Regions from separate parts of the Homo sapiens genome. Here region 1 is linked to region 2. Evidence: read pairs that join two places in POLR2A ChIA-PET (ENCODE). Cell type or tissue: HepG2. All regions are shown on one strand. Each heading gives the region's core, and the rest is flanking DNA. Links, peaks and the distances in the headings are about the cores only. Region 1 overlaps TMEM69 (transmembrane protein 69). Region 2 overlaps MAST2 (microtubule associated serine/threonine kinase 2).

Evidence for each region. ChIA-PET counts read pairs that join two places held together with the same protein. Peaks named below come from ENCODE experiments on the same cell type or tissue, not always from the same donor. Only the 100,000 strongest peaks of a DNase experiment are listed, where the experiment ranks them.
Region 1: POLR2A ChIA-PET joins it to region 2 with 10 read pairs; 8 of 35 experiments call an interaction of 5 or more read pairs at or near these places.

What each region holds. Positions count from the first base shown.
Region 1 is chr1:45,693,061-45,702,365 of GRCh38, reverse strand. TMEM69 (transmembrane protein 69) reads right to left here. Exons shown (of 3, transcript NM_016486.4): 3 at 7,930-9,162. The coding sequence ends at 8,461. IPP (intracisternal A particle-promoted polypeptide) reads left to right here. Exons shown (of 9, transcript NM_005897.3): 9 at 2,176-3,655. The coding sequence ends at 2,400. Among named protein-coding and RNA genes, the nearest start is that of TMEM69, 9.5 kb to the right of the region's middle. In HepG2, for the core only: no CTCF peak of the experiment used is centred there; no DNase peak of the experiment used is centred there.
Region 2 is chr1:45,817,813-45,827,117 of GRCh38, reverse strand. It overlaps MAST2 (microtubule associated serine/threonine kinase 2), which reads right to left. Exons shown (of 29, transcript NM_015112.3): 2 at 2,538-2,685. Among named protein-coding and RNA genes, the nearest start is that of MAST2, 19 kb to the right of the region's middle. RefSeq lists a silencer at 4,474-4,674. In HepG2, for the core only: a CTCF peak has its summit at 2,312; a DNase peak (open chromatin) is centred at 4,287.

The DNA of each region.
Region 1 (9,305 bases), core at 974-8,973, 120 kb after region 2:
ATCCAGAAAAGATAATGTAAAACTTGTTAGTGTTCTTACAGAGTTTTTTTTTTTTTGAGGTAACATGGGATAAAAAGCAAATTATATTAGATGAGAACATGTCAATTAAATCAAAAATAAAGTAATAAAAATTTAAAAATTAAACTGTAGTTCTAATACACTGGTAGAAATGAAAGAAGAACAATATAGGATGAGCCCTAAGGTCCCTTTGTTATTGTCAAGGGGCATTTTGTGGGAGAGCAAAGGTTCTCCCTAATTACAAACATAACCTAAATTATCCTAATTTATCTTAACCAGAAATGGATCTTCTTGAGAATGTATTTATATTTTAAAATGTAAGTATTTTTCAGTTGTGTCAGTTTTGTGATGTGCTGTGTAATTTCAGATGATCAAATAGCTTTCAAATTTAATCTAGTCCTTCACTTTCAAAGAATTGTCCCTGGTTTAGTATTTCATAATCTTATTTAAGTTCACATCAGCAAACATACACTAACTGTTTATAATATGATGGCACTATCCTAGTACCTATGTGGGTACTGGGATGAGAAGCTCAAGTCCCTGTCCTCAAAAATTTACTTTCTAGCATTGATGAATAATCAGTCTTCACTATTTATGATTAAAAAAACTTTGTTCATCATATGCTTTATTTAAAGATTGATAATCTGTTCTCCCATTACCTGGCCACTTGCTCTTTGCTCTCCTAATTACTTCTTAGGACCTTTAGTAGCTTTCTTGTTTTCTGAGTATGGACGTTTTCCCTCAAGTAAGACACTACTAGTCGCTGGGTGCGGTGGCTCACGCCTGTAATCCCAGCACTTTGGGAGGCCAAGGCGGGTGGATCACTTGAGGTCAGGAGTTTGAGACCAGCCTGGCCAACACGGTGAAACTGTCTCTACCAAAAATACTAAAAATTAGCCAGGCGTGGTGGCGGGTTCCTGTAATCCCAGCTACTCAGGAGGCTGAGGCAGGAGAATCGCTTGAACCTGGGAGACAGAGGTTGCAGTGAGCCAAGATCACACCATTGCACTCCAGCCTGGGCAACAAGAGCGAGACTCCGTCTCAAAAAAAAACAAAAAAAAAAGTAAGACACTACTAGTCATTTTGGCTATAGCAGCACATTGAAATTTCTTCAGGGAATGATGTATAACAGGAGTTAGCAAACTTTTTGTGTAAAAGCCCAGATAGTAAATATTTTTGGCCTGTGGGCCATACACAATATCCTTTTTTGATATATGCTTTGTCTTTTTTTAAAAAATACCTTTTAATATGGGAAAATCATTGTTTGTTCTCAGGCTATACCAAAGTAGACTATAGTTCCCAACCCCTGGTTAGCCCACCTTTTTGAAAATATGTTCTGCAGATTACTAACTCCACTGGATGCTCCTTGTAAAAAGGATTCCATGGTCAAATAAATTTGTCAGGTGTTCCATGCTGTGTCATTCTCTTGGACATTTTTAAGACTCATTAAAATACTAAAGGCTTTTAAAAAATCCTTTGGTTTATAAGCTTCTTTCTCCTTGGAGCTTTGTGGTTCTTTTGTTTTTATTTGCTTATTTTTGAGTGTATTACCTACTTGTATTCCATAGACTTTGTTTCTTAGAATGTTGTCCTGTGTATGAGTTCTAGGTCATTTCCTGATCATGTTTTATAATCAGACCTTTTAAAAAATTATATTCCTCTAAATTTACTTTGTTCATGCCCACTTCAAGTTTATTTTAAAATATTCTGGGCCGGGTGCTGTGGCTTACACCTGTAATCCTAGCACTGTGGGAGGCTGAGGTGGGACAATCACTTGAGTTTAGGAGTTTAAGACCATCCTGGACAACATGGTGAAATTCCATCTCTACAATAGAAAAATTAGCTAGGTGTGGTGGTGTACACCTGTAGTCCTACCTACTCAGGAGGCTGAGGCAAGAGGAGCTCTTGAGTCTGGGAGGTTGAGGCTGCGCTGAGCCGAGATCGTTGCTGTGCATTCCAGCCTGGGTGACAGAGCGAGACCCTGTCTCCAAGGAAAAAACAAAGCAAAAAAAAGAAAAAAAAATCTGTATGCTTACCTGACTAGATAGTTTTACATTTAAACATGTAAAAAGAACTGGGATATCGAATTTCTCAGTGGATTTCTTTACTATCATTTCATAACACTGCTAACATATTTTTTTTTTCTCTCTTAACCAGGAAAAGTGGGTTGAAGTTGCCTCAATGAAAGTGCCTAGAGCAGGCATGTGTGTTGTGGCAGTCAATGGTCTTCTGTATGTTTCTGGAGGTCGATCTTCCAGCCATGATTTTTTGGCTCCAGGTACCTTGGACTCAGTTGAAGTTTATAACCCTCATTCAGATACATGGACAGAAATTGGTAACATGATCACCAGTCGTTGTGAAGGGGGCGTTGCTGTGCTATGAAATATAAAGCATAACAGAGCACAAGGAACATTTTGAAAATGCAGGACCTGACCTTTTGCAAAGCAAACATAGATTTGGTGATAAGACCCTCTGATTCTGTGAGTTTTCCATGTATTTGGTAGATAAATGACTAACGAGGCTGGGCGCAGTGGCCTCATGCCTATAATCCCAGCACTTTGGAAGGCTGAGGCAGAAGGATCACTTGAGCCCAGGAATTTGAGGTTGTAGTAAGCTACGATCATGCCACTGCACTCCACTCTGGGCAACAGAATGAGATCCTGTCTCTTAAAGAAAAAAAATAAACTCAAGAATGATTTTTCTAAAAATATGAGTGAGAATGGATATGGAATATATCCCAATTAATAAAGAGCTCACACAGATTTGCCAGGTTTACTAATAATAGAAATGCCATTTATGCTGTAGAATTCTCCAGTTTAAGTGTAGACAACTCCTATTTTACAAATTTGTAGAAATTATTTACTAGAAGCTTCCTGGCAAATAGTCCCTTTAGCTACTTCTCCAGTGCAGTATAAATTGTAACATAAAACTTTATGTGATATAGGAATAGTGTCAATGACACAGTTTAAAGACCTCTATATTCACAATTATATCCAGAGCATAATTTTCCATGGCCATAGTTTGAGCCACAGAGAAAGCCAATGAAATAGATTCCTACTTTTATTTAATGCCAAGAGTTTTCACTAGCCCCAAACTTTTTATTGGCAGCAGATATCCTAGGAGGGGTGTTTGGGAAATATCTAGCTATTTTAATAGATAGATACCTTTTTGCTTGATGATAAGTTTTTGCTTGCTCATATTTTTTGTCTTGATCCTGAGAATGCAAGTAAGGAATTAATAGGAGGTTCTTAGTGACCAGATGTTGTAATGGGCTATACAGTCCAGCAGGCAGTATGCACCTAGAAATTTCTCCCTTTTTTAGGCTGGGCATGGTGGCTCACACCTGTAATCCCAGCACTTTGAGAGGCCGAGGTGAGACGGGAAGATGGCTTGAACTCAGGAGTTCGAGACTAGCCTGGGCAACGTGATGAGACTCCGTCTCTACCAAAAAATATATAAAAATTAGCCGGGCGTTGTGGCTTGTACCTGTGGTCCCATCTGCTTGGGAGGCTGAGGTTGCAGGATCACTTGAGCCCAGGAGGTCAAGGCTGCAGTGAGCCAAGATTGTGCCACTGCACACCGGCCTGGGTGACAGCATGAGAACCTGTCTCAAAAAAAAAAAAAAAAAAAGAAAAAAAAATTCTTCCTTTTTTGCTAGATTGTTGTCACCAAAATTATCTGTTTGGCTTTAGGAAGAGGGAATTTTATTAGATTATCAAGCTTTGTAAAATTTATTTGTACTTGGGCAAACCTAAGTAAGAGCATACTGCAAAGCTACTGCTTGGATGTAGAGGGCTAAATTGTAGGTACTTCTGAAACTTTTTATAGATACTGACTCATAAGTGTAATTTGAAAGTACCCCTTGACCCAAACAAAACTGCTTCTCAAAACTTCTCATTTTCTCCCTGAGAAGCATTCTAAAGAATTGTTCTCTGTTCATTTCTAAGAGAAAGATTTACTGGGTGTATGATGCGGTTACTTTTAAGTTATTTCTACTGGCCAGTTGGAGCAATATATATTAAAGGTCTTGCATACAGTAAAAAAAATTTTTTTTTGAGATGGAATTTTGCTCTTGTTGCCCAGGCTGGAGTGCAAAGGCGTGATCTCGGCTCACTGCAACCTCCGCCTCCCGGATTCAAGCGATTCTCCTGCCTCAGCCTCCCAAGTAGCTGGGATTACAGGCGCCCACCACCATGCCTAGCTAATTTTTCTGTATGGGGTTTCACCATGTTGGCCAGGCTGGTCTCGAACTCCTGACCTCAGGTGATCCACCTGCCTTGGCCTCCTGAAGTGCTGGGATTACAGGCATGGGCCAGCGTGCCCGGCTGCATACAGTAAAATTTAACTAGTTGACTTAAGGATTTGATTTCCCGTTTCTTTTTTTTTTTTTTAGATGGAGTCTTGCCCTGTCACTCAGGCTGGAGTGCAATGGTGTGATCTCAGCTCACTGCAACCTCTGCCTCCCTGGTTCAAACGATTCTCCCGCCTCAGCCTCCCGAGTAACTGGGATTACAGACGTGAGCCACCATGCCTGGCTAATTTTTTGTATCTTTAGTAGAGACGGAGTTTCACCATGTTGGCCAGGCTGGTGTTGAACTCCTGACCTTGTGATCTGCCCACCTTGGCCTCCCAAAGTGCTGGGACTATAGGTGTGAGCCACCGCACTCTGCCGATTTCCCATTTCTTTGCTAAGGTCCTTCAGTATATTACTATAAGCATCATCAACTTATTTAGATAGAAAACTTTTAATTGCATTAATGAATTAGGTAGCACTCATATCCAAATTATTTGGTTTAGGCCGGGCACCGTGGCTTATGCCTGTAATCCTAGCACTTTGGGAGACTGAGGTGGGCAGATCACTTGAGGTCAGGAGTTCAAGACCAGTCTTGCCAACATGGTGAAACCCCGTCTCTACTAAAAATACAAAAAATTGGCAGCAGGTGGTGGTACATGCCTGTAATCCCAGCTGCTGAGGAGGCTGAGGCAGGAGAATCACTTGAATCCAGGAGGTGGAGGTTGTAGTGAGCTGAGATCATACCACTGTGTTCTAGCCTGGGCCATAGAGCAAGACTTTGTCTCAAAAAAAAATAAAACAAAAAATATTTGGTTTAGTCTACAACTATACCTTCCTTATAACTTAACCATATGCATTTATTAGGAAAAGTTTATGTAATGCAGACAGGAAGCTCTATGTTCCCTTCTCTGGGGCATCCTGAACGTCTGAAGGGTCACAGATGTCTGTGTAGAGATCTGTAAGATGTCAAAGAATAAAGATAATTTATAGACTAAGCTATAACTCATGTGCCTTTACTATTTCTAGTTACAGAGAATCTGTATTCTGATTCAAAACAGATTTACAAAATACTTCTACAACTAATTTCTCATTGTCTAGTAGCAACTGAAAATGACACTTTGAAGGGGTGTGCTTTGCACAGCTGTGGCAGAAATGTAATGTCAAGGCAGTCAGTGTTTTAACAGGTCCCGAAGATCCCTGAAAATAGGTGACTGTAAATATGCTTATTATTCCTAGGTAATGACAAGATTGGTTTTGTTTTTGTTTTTGTTTTGAGATGGAGTTTCGCTCTTGTTGCCCAGACTGGAGTGCAATAGCATGATCTTGGCTCACCGCAACCTTTGCCGCCCGGGTTCAAGCGATTCTCCCGCCTCAGTCTCCTGAGTAGCTGGGATTGCAGGCATGAACCACGAGGCCCAGCTAATTTTGTATTTTTTGTAGAGGTGGGGTTTCTCCATCTTGGTCACGCTTGACTCGAACTCCCGACCTCAGGTGATCTGCCTGCCTTGGCCTCCCAAAGTGCTGGGATTACAGGCATGAGCCACCTCACCAGGCTAACAAGATTGTTTTTAAAAGAATGTACTAATAAAGTATCTAGTTTTTTTGTTTCTTTGTATTACTTTATCAGTGGCATTCTGGGTTACCAAACTGTAGTAGGATTGCACAAGTTTTTTAGTTGGTTTTGTTTTAACTTTAAGGACTTGCACATTTCATTTTACATTTAATTCTGTTTTTTGAGAAATGATTAAAGTGATCTACCTCCAAAATGTTTAACAATCCGATATGCTTCTAAGTATCCTGCCAATGTACTTAATCAAATGTACTTAAAAATCAGTTTTCTTAAAGAAGCATACACTGTAATTCACCTGGAAAAATAGCATTTTTAAGTAAAATTAGGCAATTAGCCTAAAAATATGATTTGCCTCTATTCTGGAAAATAATTCATTTAATTCAGATTATGGAAAAGTCTTAAATTTGTATAGCATTCATGCAATTTAATAACAAAGAAGTGAGTTTCCTTATCAAAACAATCTGAGTAGAATCAGATTGAGACTGAGTGGAAACATCATCTCTAAAAAATATACAGGCCGGGCACGGTGGCTCATGTCTGTAATCCCAGAATTTTGGGAGGCCAAGGTGGGTGGGTCACCTGAAGTTGGGAGTTTGAGACCAGCCTGACCAACATGGAGAAACCCTGTCTCTACTAAAAATACAAAATTAGCTGGGCATGGTGGCGCATGCCTGTAATCCCAGGTACTCGGGAGGCTGAGGCAGGAGAATCGCTTCAACACGGGAGGCGGAGGTTGCGGTGAGCCGAGATAGCGCCATTGCACTCCAGCCTGGGCAACAAGAGTGAAACTCCATCTAAAAAAAAAAAAAATTCCAGGTTATACTATATCCTGATCTATATCCTTAGACCATTTTTAATCCTTAGACCATTTTTAATGTTTTTCCTTTTTGGTGAGACTAGGAATTTCAGAAAACTAGGTTTTCTGTTAATTCTTTTTTTCTCCACCTTAAGTAGAGTGATTAGAGACTACGTTTTCAAGTGAAAATCTAAGGTGTTGCTTTTGCTGTTTTAAGAAAGCTTCTGCACTGGGTGCAGTGGCTCACGCCTGCAATCCTAACACTTTGGGAGCCTAGGCAGGAGGATTGCTTGAGCTCAGTTCAAGACCAGCCTGGGCAACATAGGGAGACCCTGTCTCTACAAAAAATTAAAAAATTAGCTTGGCATAGTGGTGCACAACTGTAGTCCCAGCTACTCAGGAGGCTGAGGTGGGAGAATTGCTTGAGCCCAGGAGGTCGAGGCTGCAGTGAGCCATGACCACACCACTACACTCTGGCCTGAGCAAGAGTGAGACCCTGCGTTTAAACAAAACAAAACAAAAACAAAAACACACCAAAGCTAAAAGCTTCTCTGTGATTTAAAAGATGTAGAACTAGACCAGCCTGTCCAACATGGTGAAATGCCACCTCTACTAAAAATACACACCAAAAAATTAGTTGGGCATGGTGGCACGTGCCTATAATCCCAGCTACTCTAGAGATGCTGAGGCAGGAGAATCGCTTGAACTCGGGAGGTGGAGGTTGCGGTGAGCCAAGATCGTGCCACTGCACTCCAGCCTAGGCGACAGAATGAAACTCCATCTCAAAAAAAAAGATGTAGAACTAGATAGGCCTGCTCATTAGAATATCAAGATGGCTCCAGCTTGACTTTTCTTTCCTAATTTATATGTACTAGTGGCTTTATTTTAAATAGTTTCCTTTGAAAATAATCATTTTGACCAGCTATTATGTGTTTGGTGGTAAGGGACAAGTTGTTATCTGTACCATGCCAAATATCCTAATAAAAACTGGAAAACATGTCCAACTTACCTTTGAATGTGGCTTTCCCTCATGACACTGCTCCCTACTGACTTTAGAGCCATAGATCCTTTTAGCTCATATAATTGGGTTATACCATGTGAAATAAGTTTGGACATGCCTTTCCCAGTGGTAACTCCTGTGAAAACTCAATGGAACTACCTTTTCTTTTCAGATACTCACAGATACGAGGTTTTCCGCTTGAAGTGGGAGAATATGTGCATTCTTTTCAATGATCACAAGACTCTAACAAAGGGGATTTTTAATCTTTAATTTTCAAGATGGTTAAAATATTGAAATGTTTAAGTGGATAACTATATTATTCATAAAATGACTGAGTGAAAACTAATATACTATGAGATGAAAAGTACTTGTCAGGGATTTTCAAGCTTTTGCTCAAGTAATTACCATGAAGTAACAATTTCTAGAAATGAAGAACAATCTGTGAAGATAAATTACCATTGGTGTGGGGAAAAAAAGCCAAACAGAAGTAGAAAAAGGTGTAGCTGGCATACAAATGTTATCTACAGTGTATTTATATATATATATTTTTAAAACTTTTAACTAAAAAGTAAACTTTAATGTCGAAAATGCAAACTTGGGGAAGACAGAAAAGATCACACACAAGGCTGTCACTTCACACGTGGAAGGTTGCACAGCGGCCGGGCAGAGGCGCTTGTCACACTTCCCAGATGGTCAGGCGGCCAGGCAGAGGCGCTCCTCACTTCCCAGACGGGGCAGCAGCTGGGCAGAGGTGCTCCTCACTTCCCAGACTTTTATATTTTTTATACTTGACCAGGTCTCTTATGTCCTTTTTCTGGAAAACTACTTTTAACTACTAAAGTGATTATAAATGAAAAAGTGGCCAATAAAGTGACTACTATCCTCAGGGCTTTAAACCAGTTGGGATAATGTGGTAAGAGAAAAAGTTCAAGGTGGAATGCTACTCCCATACCCATTATTACTGTGACTATGGCTTCACTAAGTCTTTCAGAAATAAGGAAGGCAAACCATGAAAAGAAAAGAGGAGCTGCACTGCTAGCTAAATTAAGGTAGTCTGGTTTGGCTGGACTACCTTCTGGTAGAGCAAAACCCCATCTGATCCCACCCAAGAAAGATAGGAAACTGGCTCCATAAGCCATCTGAGTAAAAGCTAATATGGGAATATAAGTTTTTGTCATCAGCATGACCAGTGGTGGAGCAACGAAGGGGATTAGTCCTGCCAGAGTTACACATAATGCTGGCTTTGGGCTGTCAGTTAGGTAAGTGATGGTGCTTGAGGGTCTGGCTAGAAGTGCTTGCTTCTGCTGCTTTTTAAAGCTGCAGGGGGATGTATGATAGCACTGTGTCTTGCTCATATACGCTGGAAATGATGAGGAAAGCCAAGGCCTTGGACATGGGGAAAAGTTTTGCTGGAGAGACATCTTGAGAGAAAGTATATCTGTTCTGCTGGTTCTTAGTCCCACTGGGAAAGAGTACTTCAGTATCTACAAAGAAAATAGAACCAAAAGACAAAATTAAAAATATATATATGTATCATCAGATTTTAGTCAATCCCAGTATGAAATAATGGGGATTGTTTGAAAGGAGCAAACAAAAAAGATCTGCTTTCCATTACCACATCAAACTA
Region 2 (9,305 bases), core at 854-8,853:
GGTGGCTCCCGCCTGTAATTCCAGCACTTTGGGAGGCCGAGGCAGGCGGATCACGAGGTCAAGAGATTGAGACCATTCTGGCCAACATAGTGAAACCCCGTCTCTACTAAAAATACAAAAATTAGCTGGGTGTGGTGGCATGGCACCTGTAGTCCCAGCTACTTGGGAGGCTGAGGCAGGAGAATCGCTTGAACCAGGAAGGCGGAGGTTTCAGTGAGCCGAGATCGCGCCACTGCATTCCAGCCTGGTGACAGAGTAAGACTCCGTCAAAAATAAATAAATAAATAAAAATAAAAAGTAAGCAAACAAAGGCCATAATGACAGAAACAGCCAGACACTGATAATGAGGGGGTGAAAAAACTGTGGGGAAATCTAAAGCAGATAGATGGACTGTAACCAATGCAACTGGGCAAAGAAAGGTATAAGCTATAGTAAGCATGGAGGGGATTGCAATTAAGTGGAGTATCTGGCCTGGCCTGGTTGCTCAGGTCTATAATCCCAGCTCTTTGGGAGGCCAAGGAAGGACTGCTTGAGCTCAGGAGTTCAAGACTAGCCTGGGCAACATGGCGAAACCCCCTCTCTACTAAAAATACAAAAATTAGCTGGGTGTGGTGGTGCACACCTGTAGTCCTACCTACTTAAGAGACTGAGGTGGGAGGATCACTTGAGCCCAGAAGGCAGAGGTTGCAGTGAGCTGAGATCACACCACTGCACTCCAGCCTGGGCGACAGAGGAGACCCTGTCTCAAAAAAAAGTGAGGTATCATCTGCCCTGCAAACTCTTAGACTAAGCACTCAGAAATGAAAAGCACCCCAAAAGTCATAAAGTAAGACACGAGCTGCAATCAGATAAATGGAAAATTCCATAGAAAGAACAGTCAAACACAACCACATTTCAACAATGTACCCGGCAGCCATGCAATTACCTCACAGGATAAAAGGGATTTAGCATTTTAGAACAAAACACTGAATATTCTGGTTGTTAGATGCTCAAAAGAAAGAGCTGATCCAGGTAAGAAAACTTTACTTTTTTTTTGTTTGGCTTTGTTTTGGAGACAGAGTTTCGCTCTGTCGCCCCAGCTGGAGTGTAATGATGCTCACTCAGCCTCCACCTCCCAGGTTCAAGCGATTCTTGTGCCTCAGCCTCCGGAGTGGCTGGGATCACAGACACATATCACCATGCCCGGCTAATCTTTGTATTTTTAGTAGAGACGGGGTTTTGCCATGTTGGCCAGGCTGGTCTTGAACTCCTGACCTCAGGTGATCTGCCTGCCTTGGTCTCCCAAAGTGCTGTGATTACGGGCGTGAGCCACCACACCCAGCCACATTTTTAAATAAAAAATCTAATTTACTCATGACAATCAGAAGATAATCACATCCCAGGCAGGCGTGGTGGCTCACCTCCCATATGTAATCCCAGCACTTTGGGAGGCCAAGGCAGGCGGATCACCTGAAGTGAGGAGTTCAAGAGCAGCCTGGCCAACATGGTGAAACCCTGTCTCTACCAAAAATAAAAAAATTAGCCAGGCATGGTGGTGCGCACCTGTGATCCCAGCTACTCAGGAGGCTGAAGCAGGAGAATCACTTGAACCTGGGAGGTAGAGGTTGCAGTGAGCAGACATCATGCCACTAAACTCCAGCCTGGGCAGTAAAGTGAGACTCTGTCTCAAAAAAAAAAAGAGAAGATAATCGCATCCTTTTAAAAAAAGAGGAGAATGTTATGAAAAACCAAACAAGAAATGGCTCTATGTAACTAAATATATGACCAGCAAAAATAAAAATTTAAATATAAGAGGCTGGGCGCGGTGGCTCACGCCTGTAATCCCAGCACTATGGGAGGCTGAGGCAGGCGGATCACAAGCTCAGGAGATCGAGACCATCCTGGCTAACACAGTGAAACCCCGTCTCTACTAAAAATACAAAAAATTAGACAGGCATGGTGGCGGATGCCTGTAGTCCCAGCTACTCGGGAGGCTGAGGCAGGAGAATGGCATGAATCCGGGAGGCGGAGCTTGCAGTGAGCCGAGATCACACCACTGCACTCCAGCCTGGGCTACGGAGCGAAACTCCATCTCAAAAAAAAAGGAAAGAAAAGAATTATGCCACAATGTACAATGTAATTGCTTCCTTTTGTACTGTGACTTCTTCGTATAATTTTTTCCCCCTGAATTTTTTAAGTCTTTTCTTTGAAGGCGGTAGAGGCCACTATGAGTTTTAGGTTTTGAGAATGAAGGAAAAAAGAAAATCTACAGAAGCAAAGAATATAAAGTTTACAGAAATAGGCAGAGAGCAAAAATCAGAGTAAGAGAGAGTGACCACTAGTGGTGATCAACCAAGAAATATCTATCAGGTCCTACAGGTTAGCAATCAGAGATTCCATGAGGAAGAAGTAAGGAGAGGAAGACAGCCTTACCATAAATGTTCTATACAAGACTACTACCAGAGAAGAAACTGTCAAGATGCCAATTCAATTAATATACACTTAAATATTGACCACATGGTCCCACATTTCTTAAAACAACAAAATCAGATATTTACCCGATAGAGAGCTGGCCAGGTTTCCTCTCCATAACTTACAATCATCCTGACTCAGTTGTCGCTGAAGTTTAACTTTTCCAGTGGATGAAAATATGTCAGGATTACTGAGTTTCCTGAAGAGCAGGGGACTAACTCCAGTTACTACATCCTTCAAAGAGAAAAAGAGTAAAACATGAGTCTTTAATATCTCCTCTGAAGTATAAAAACTTTATATTAAACATCTCTACAGCATTCACTACAATTTAAAAGTGCCAAAATATTATACTTCCCCCTCCATAGCTAAAACCAGAAACATATTTCTTAGTAAAAGCTAGGTATGCTGTAAAGGACACAGGATATTGATTATTAAAATGCCAAAGGAAAAATAGGTGAGAAAGGTCATGGGATGACAGACATTTTGACAGGATATAGTATTCATAATGAGTACACTTCTTAGTTAAGTTTATTTATGTTTATCCTTTTATTCATACCCTTCCTATATCCAATAAAGAAAAGCATATTTTAGTTTAAAAAAAATCATTAAATGGTAGACTTTACCTGGCATATAAAGTCAGAAATATCTCTAACATTCAATTAATGCTAAAATTAATATTAGAGCTTTCTTTATATGCCTATAAGAGGAGCTAAATACAGGTTTTCAAAGTATAAAAGTACTATCAGAAAATACAGGCAATACAAAACATTGACAGAACCTTCCCATTCCACTCCAACACCTCTTTCTCCTCATTCAGTAAGCAGTGTCCAATAATATCATCAACATGTAGACATTTTTAAGCCAACACCCACCTAATCAGGAGTATTATAATAAATAAGAAACTTTCGAAAAAAATCAGCCCGATGAGGTATATCTATTATATGTCAATGAAGGAAGCTGTAACAAATACAGATAAGTAACACATCAAACTGATCTAGACAGTACAGAGACAAGAACCATTAGAGAATAACTGGGCCGGGTACAGTAGCTCACACCTGTAATCCCAGCACTTTAGGAGTCTGAGGCAGGTGGATCATGAGGTCGGGAGTTCAAGACCAGCCTGGTCAAGATGATGAAACCCTGTCTCTACTAAAAATACAAAAATTAGCCAGGCGTGGTGGCAGGCACCTGTAACCCCGGCTTACTCGGGAGGCTGAGACAGAGAATTGCTTGAACCCAGGAGGCAGAGGTTGCAGTGATCCAAGATCATGTCACTGCACTCCAGCCTGAGCAACAGAGCGAGACTCCGTCTCAAAAAAAAAAAAAAAAGAGAATAACTGACCCCATGTCACCTGCCATTTGAAAAACAAGCTTCAAGTAACTGGCACCATAGCAATACTAAAAGCCACAAGGGGCAAAAAAGGAGGAAATTTCCAGTTCTCTAAGATTAAAAAAAAAAAAAAGAAAAAAATTCTATACAGTTATATATTGTGATTAGTGAGTTCAAAAAAATGGGTAAGTACTAATATTGGTTGGTGGTGACTATCCAAAACATGATTTACAAATGCCCAAACATAAAAAGAAGAGTGAAGTTGGTGAAGAAAAATACCTGAAAAGAAGAAAAAGACAATTTCAAAACATGGTGGTAAGTGAATAAAAGGATAAAGGAGGATATTGTGGCACTGAATCAAACAATTGATGTGTCCAGGCACCTAACTGTAGCAGGACTGAGCAGTGAGACGGGGAACAGGAAATAGAACTTAATGCAAAAACAGAAGGTAGCAAGGGAACAGCTTGTATTTGCACTATTTGGCATGTCAAGGATGAAACAGTACCTATGGATCAAGGAGAAACCAGGGAAGGAAGCAGACTTTGGACTAATGCTGGTAATCCATTAAAGAGGGTTGGCCACTCACAAAGGTGACAAGCACAGCAAGAAGCTCTAGGTAGAGAGAACTGAGGAGGCCTTGGAAGACATCAAGCTAAAGTGGATATCCTCTATGAAGACAATGTGGAGAGGGAAAGATCCTATCTCAAAAAAACTTACAACCAGCTGCATGGGAGAACCAGCATTTGGATGCCTGCTACACTGTATGGATGAATAATCCGTCTTAGCCAGAGAAAGAACAATCAAGAAAGAATTTGATCAGTACCAATTAAGAGAAACACATACACTTTTCAATTTCCCTATTCCTTCCCACAAGACACCAAAGTAAAGAAACCAGATAACAGAGGAGAGGAGAAAAGAAAGAGAGGATCACACCCCTTCTTACTGCAAGTCTCTTCGAGTCAAAACCTGGCAAAGGAAAGGAAATATAAATTAAATATGAAATTTGAACTTTTAAGCTAGGATTTTTAACTTTTACTGAAGTACATTACTCATTTTAGAAAAGTACACATACCTAAGCATAGAACTCAATGAATTTTCACAAATTGAACAGACCCACTAAGCAGCATCAAGATTAAAACACTGAAAATAGCCAGGCACGGTGGCTCATGCCTGTAATCCCAGAACTTTGGGAGGCTGAGGTGGGTGGATCATTTGAGGTCAGGAGTTCAAGACCAGCCTGGCCAACATGGCAAAACCCCATCTCTACTAAAAATACAAAAATTAGCTGGGCGTGATGGCACGTGCCTGTAATCCCAGCTACTTGGGAGGCTGAGGCACAGGAATCGCGTGAACCTGGGAGGTGGAGGTTGCAGTGAGCAGAAATCACACCACTGCACTCCAGGCTGGGTGACAGAGCAACACTCTGTCACCAAAAAAAAAAAAAAAAAAAAGGTGAAGGTGAAACAATATATGAATATGGGAATTCTAGAAGAGAAGGGGGCAGTAAGAACATGTGAAGAGGCCGGGCACCATGGCTCACGCCTGTAATCCCAGCACTTTGAGAGGCCAAGGCGGGCAGATCATGAGGTTAGGAGTTTGAGACCAGCCTGGCCAACATGGTGAAACCCCGTCTCTAATAAAAATACAAAAATCAGCTGGCGTGGTGGTGCATGCCTGTAGTTCCAGCTACTCGGGAGGCTGAGGCACAGTTATGACTTGAACCCAAGAGGCAGAGGTTGCAGCGAGCCAAGATCCTGCCCTGCACTTCAGCCTGGGTAACAGAACGAGACTCTGTCTCAAAAAAAAAAAAAAAAAAAAAAAGAAGAAATAACATACCAAAACTTCCCAAATGTGATGACAGATACAAATCTACACATCCAAGAAGCTCCGTGACTTCTAAGCAGGTTAAATTCAAAAAGGTTCATATGGAGACACATGATAACCAAACTGTCAAAGCCAATGGCAAAGAAATAATATTCAAAGCAGCAAGAGAAAAGCAACTTGTCAAATACAGGAGATCCTGAATCAGACGAACAGCTCATATCTCATCAGAACTGTGGAGTCCAGAAGTGAGTAGGATGACATACGGAATTCTATCTTGAGCATAACTGTCCTTCAAAAATGAGGAAAAAATAAAGGCTGGGTGCAGTGGCTCACACCTGTAATCCCAACACTCTGGGAGGCCAAGGTAGGGAGATTGCTTGAGCCCAGGAGTTTGAGATCAGCCTGGGCAACATGGCGAAACTCTGTCTCTGCAAAACACATAAAAGTTAGCTGGGCATGGTGACATGTACCTGTGGTCCCAGCTACTCAGGAGGATGAGGCAAGAAAATTGCTTGAGCCCAGGAGGTCAACACTGCAGTGAGCCAAGATTGCACCACTACACTCCAGCCCGGGAAACAGAGCAAGACTCTGACTCAAAAAAAAAAAAAAAAAAAAAAAAGAGAAAGAAAGAGAAATTGAAATCGAGGCATTTTCAGATTAAGAAAAAAAAAAAAAAAAGCAGACAGAGTCCATCACCACTACATATGTTCTACATCAAATCCTAAAAGGCATCTTCAAGTTGAAATGAAAGGACACTAAACAGAAACTTAAGGCCATCTGAAAAAATGAAGATCCAAAAAATAAAAAATAAAGATCCCCAGCAAAGGTAACCATATGGACAAATATCACAGCCAGTATTATTCTATTTTTGTTTTTCAGCTCCACCTTTTTTCCCTATATGACTTAAAAGACAAAAGCATTAAAAAATTATAAATCTATGATATTTAGCACACAATGAATAAAGATGTAATCTGCCACAAAAACAACTTATCAAGGAAATGGAGCTATACAGGAATAAAGTTTTTGTATACTACAGAAGTTAAACTGGTACCATTTCAAACTAGACTGTTATAAATTTAGTATGTTACATGTAATCCCCATAGCAACCAAAAAAAAATTCTAAAAAACACACACAAAAGGAAGTGAGAAAAGATCCCCTTGATCCAGTTTTGCTTTGGTTGCCTCTGCATGTGGGGTATTTATTGCTCAAGAAATTTTTGCCCAAACCAATGTCCTAGCAAGTTTCCCCAAAGTTTTCTTTTAGTAGTTTCAGAGTTTGCAGTTTAAGATTTAAATCTTTAATACATTTTTGATTTTTGTATATGGGAAGAGATAGGGATCTAGTTTCACTCTTCTGCATGTAGATATCTGCATATAGATTTCCAGTTTTCCGAGAACCATTTATTGTACAGACTGTCCTTTTACCAAAGTATGTTCTTGGCACCTCTGTCAAAAACCAGTTCACTGTAAATGTATGGATTTATTAATGGGTTCTCTATTCCGTTCTATTGGTCTCTGTTTGTTTTTATGTCAGTACCATGTTGTTTTGGTTACCATAGCTTTCTAGTATCATTTCAAGTCAGGTAATGTCATTTCTCCAGTTTTCTTCTTTATGTTGAAGATAGCTTTGGCTATTCTGAGTCCTCTGTGGTTCCACGTAAATTTTAGAATTGTTTTTTCTATTTTTGTGGAGAATGTCATTGGTATTTTGAATATGGATTGTATTGAATCTGTAGATTGCTTTGGGTACTATGGACATTTTAATAGTGATTTTTCCAATCCATGAACATGAAATATCTTTTCATTTTTTTAATGTCCTCTTCAATTTCTTGCATCAGTGTTTAATAGTTTTCATTAGAGAGATCTTTCATCTCTTTGGTTAATCCCTAGGTATTTTATTTGCAGCTACTGTAAATGGGGTTACTTTTTTGATTTTTTCAGATTGTTCACTGTTGGCATACAGAAACACTACTGATCTCTGTGTGTTGACTTTGGATCCTGCAACTTTACTAAATTTATCAGTTCTAATAGTTTTTTGGTGAAGTCTTTAAGCTTTTGCCAAATATAAGATCAAATCATCTGCAAACAAGGATAATTTGACTTCTTTTCCAATTTGGATACCCTTTATTTCTTTTTCTTGTCTAATTACCATAGTTAAGACTTCCAGTACTACTAGGTTGGTACAAACGTAATTGCGGTGGTTTGCATGATTAGAATTTGTCATCTGATATTGGAATACATTCTTTTTTTTTTTTTTTTTGAGACAGACTTTGCTCTTGTTGCCCAGTCTGGAGTGCAATGGCATGATCTCGGCTCACTGCAACCTCTGCCTCCTGGGTTCAAGCGATTCTCCTGCCTCAGCCTCCCAAGTAGCTGGGATTACAGGTGTGTGCCACCATGCCTGGCTAAGTTTGTATTTTTAGTAGAGACAAGGTTTCACCATGTTGGTCAGGCTGGTCTCGAACTCCTGAACTCTGGTGATCCACCCACCTCAGCCTCCCAAAGTGCTGGGATTACAGGCATGAGCCACTATGCCCGGTCTTGGAATACATTCTTAAATAAATGTCATTATATTATACATCATTTTAATGTTCATTTTTTATGTTTTTTGGCTAGAGACTTATTTACTTGCTGTTTATGTTTTAGACTATGGGAATGAAGTTAGATAAAAAGCAAATATGAGCAATTTTTGAATAAGTTCAAAATGGGTCGTAAAGCAAAGGAGACAACTCACAACATCAACAATGCATTTGGAGAGGAACTGCTAACAACTGTACAGTGCAGTGGTGGTTCAAAAAGTTTTGCAAAGGAGGCAAGCCTTGAAGGTGAGGAGTGTAGTGGCCGACCATCGGAAGTTCACAACGACCAATTGTGAGCAATCATCTCTTAGAACTACACAAGAAGTTGCCGAAGAACTCAACATCGACCATCCTACAGTCATTCAGCATTTGAAGCAAATCGAAAAGGTGAAAAAGCTCGTTAAGTGGGTGCCTCATGAGCTGAGTGAAAATCAAATAATCATCATTTTGAAGTGTCATCTTCTCTTATTCTACAGAACAATGAACCACTTCTCGATCACACTGTGACATGCAAGGAAAAGTGGACTTTATATGACAACCTGTGACAACCAGCTCAGTGGCTGGACTGAGAAGAAGCTCCAAAGCACTTCCCAAAGCCAAACTTGCATCAAATAAAGGTCACGGTCACTGTTTGGTGGTCTGCTGTCAGTCTGATCCACTACAGCTTTCTGAACCCCAGTGAAAGCATAACATCTGAGAAGTATGCTCAGCAATCTTAATGAGATGCACCAAAAACTGCAACGCCTGACACCAGCATTGGTCAACAAAAAGGACCCAATTCTCCACAACAACACCCAACTGCACATCACACAACCAAGCTTCAACAAGTGAACGAATTGGGCTATGAAGTTTTCCCTCCCGCCATATTCACCTAACCTCTCACCAACCAACTACCACTTCTTCAAGCATCTCGACAACGTTTTGCAGAGAAAACATTTCCATGACCAGCAGGATGCAGAACATTCTTTCCAAGAGTTCGTCAAATCCCAAAGCATGGATTTTTACACAACAAGAACAAACATTTCTCATTGGCGAAAATGTGTTGATTGTAATGGTTCCTATTTTGATTAATAAAGATGTGTTTGAGCCTAGTTATAATGATTTAAAATTCACAGTCCAAA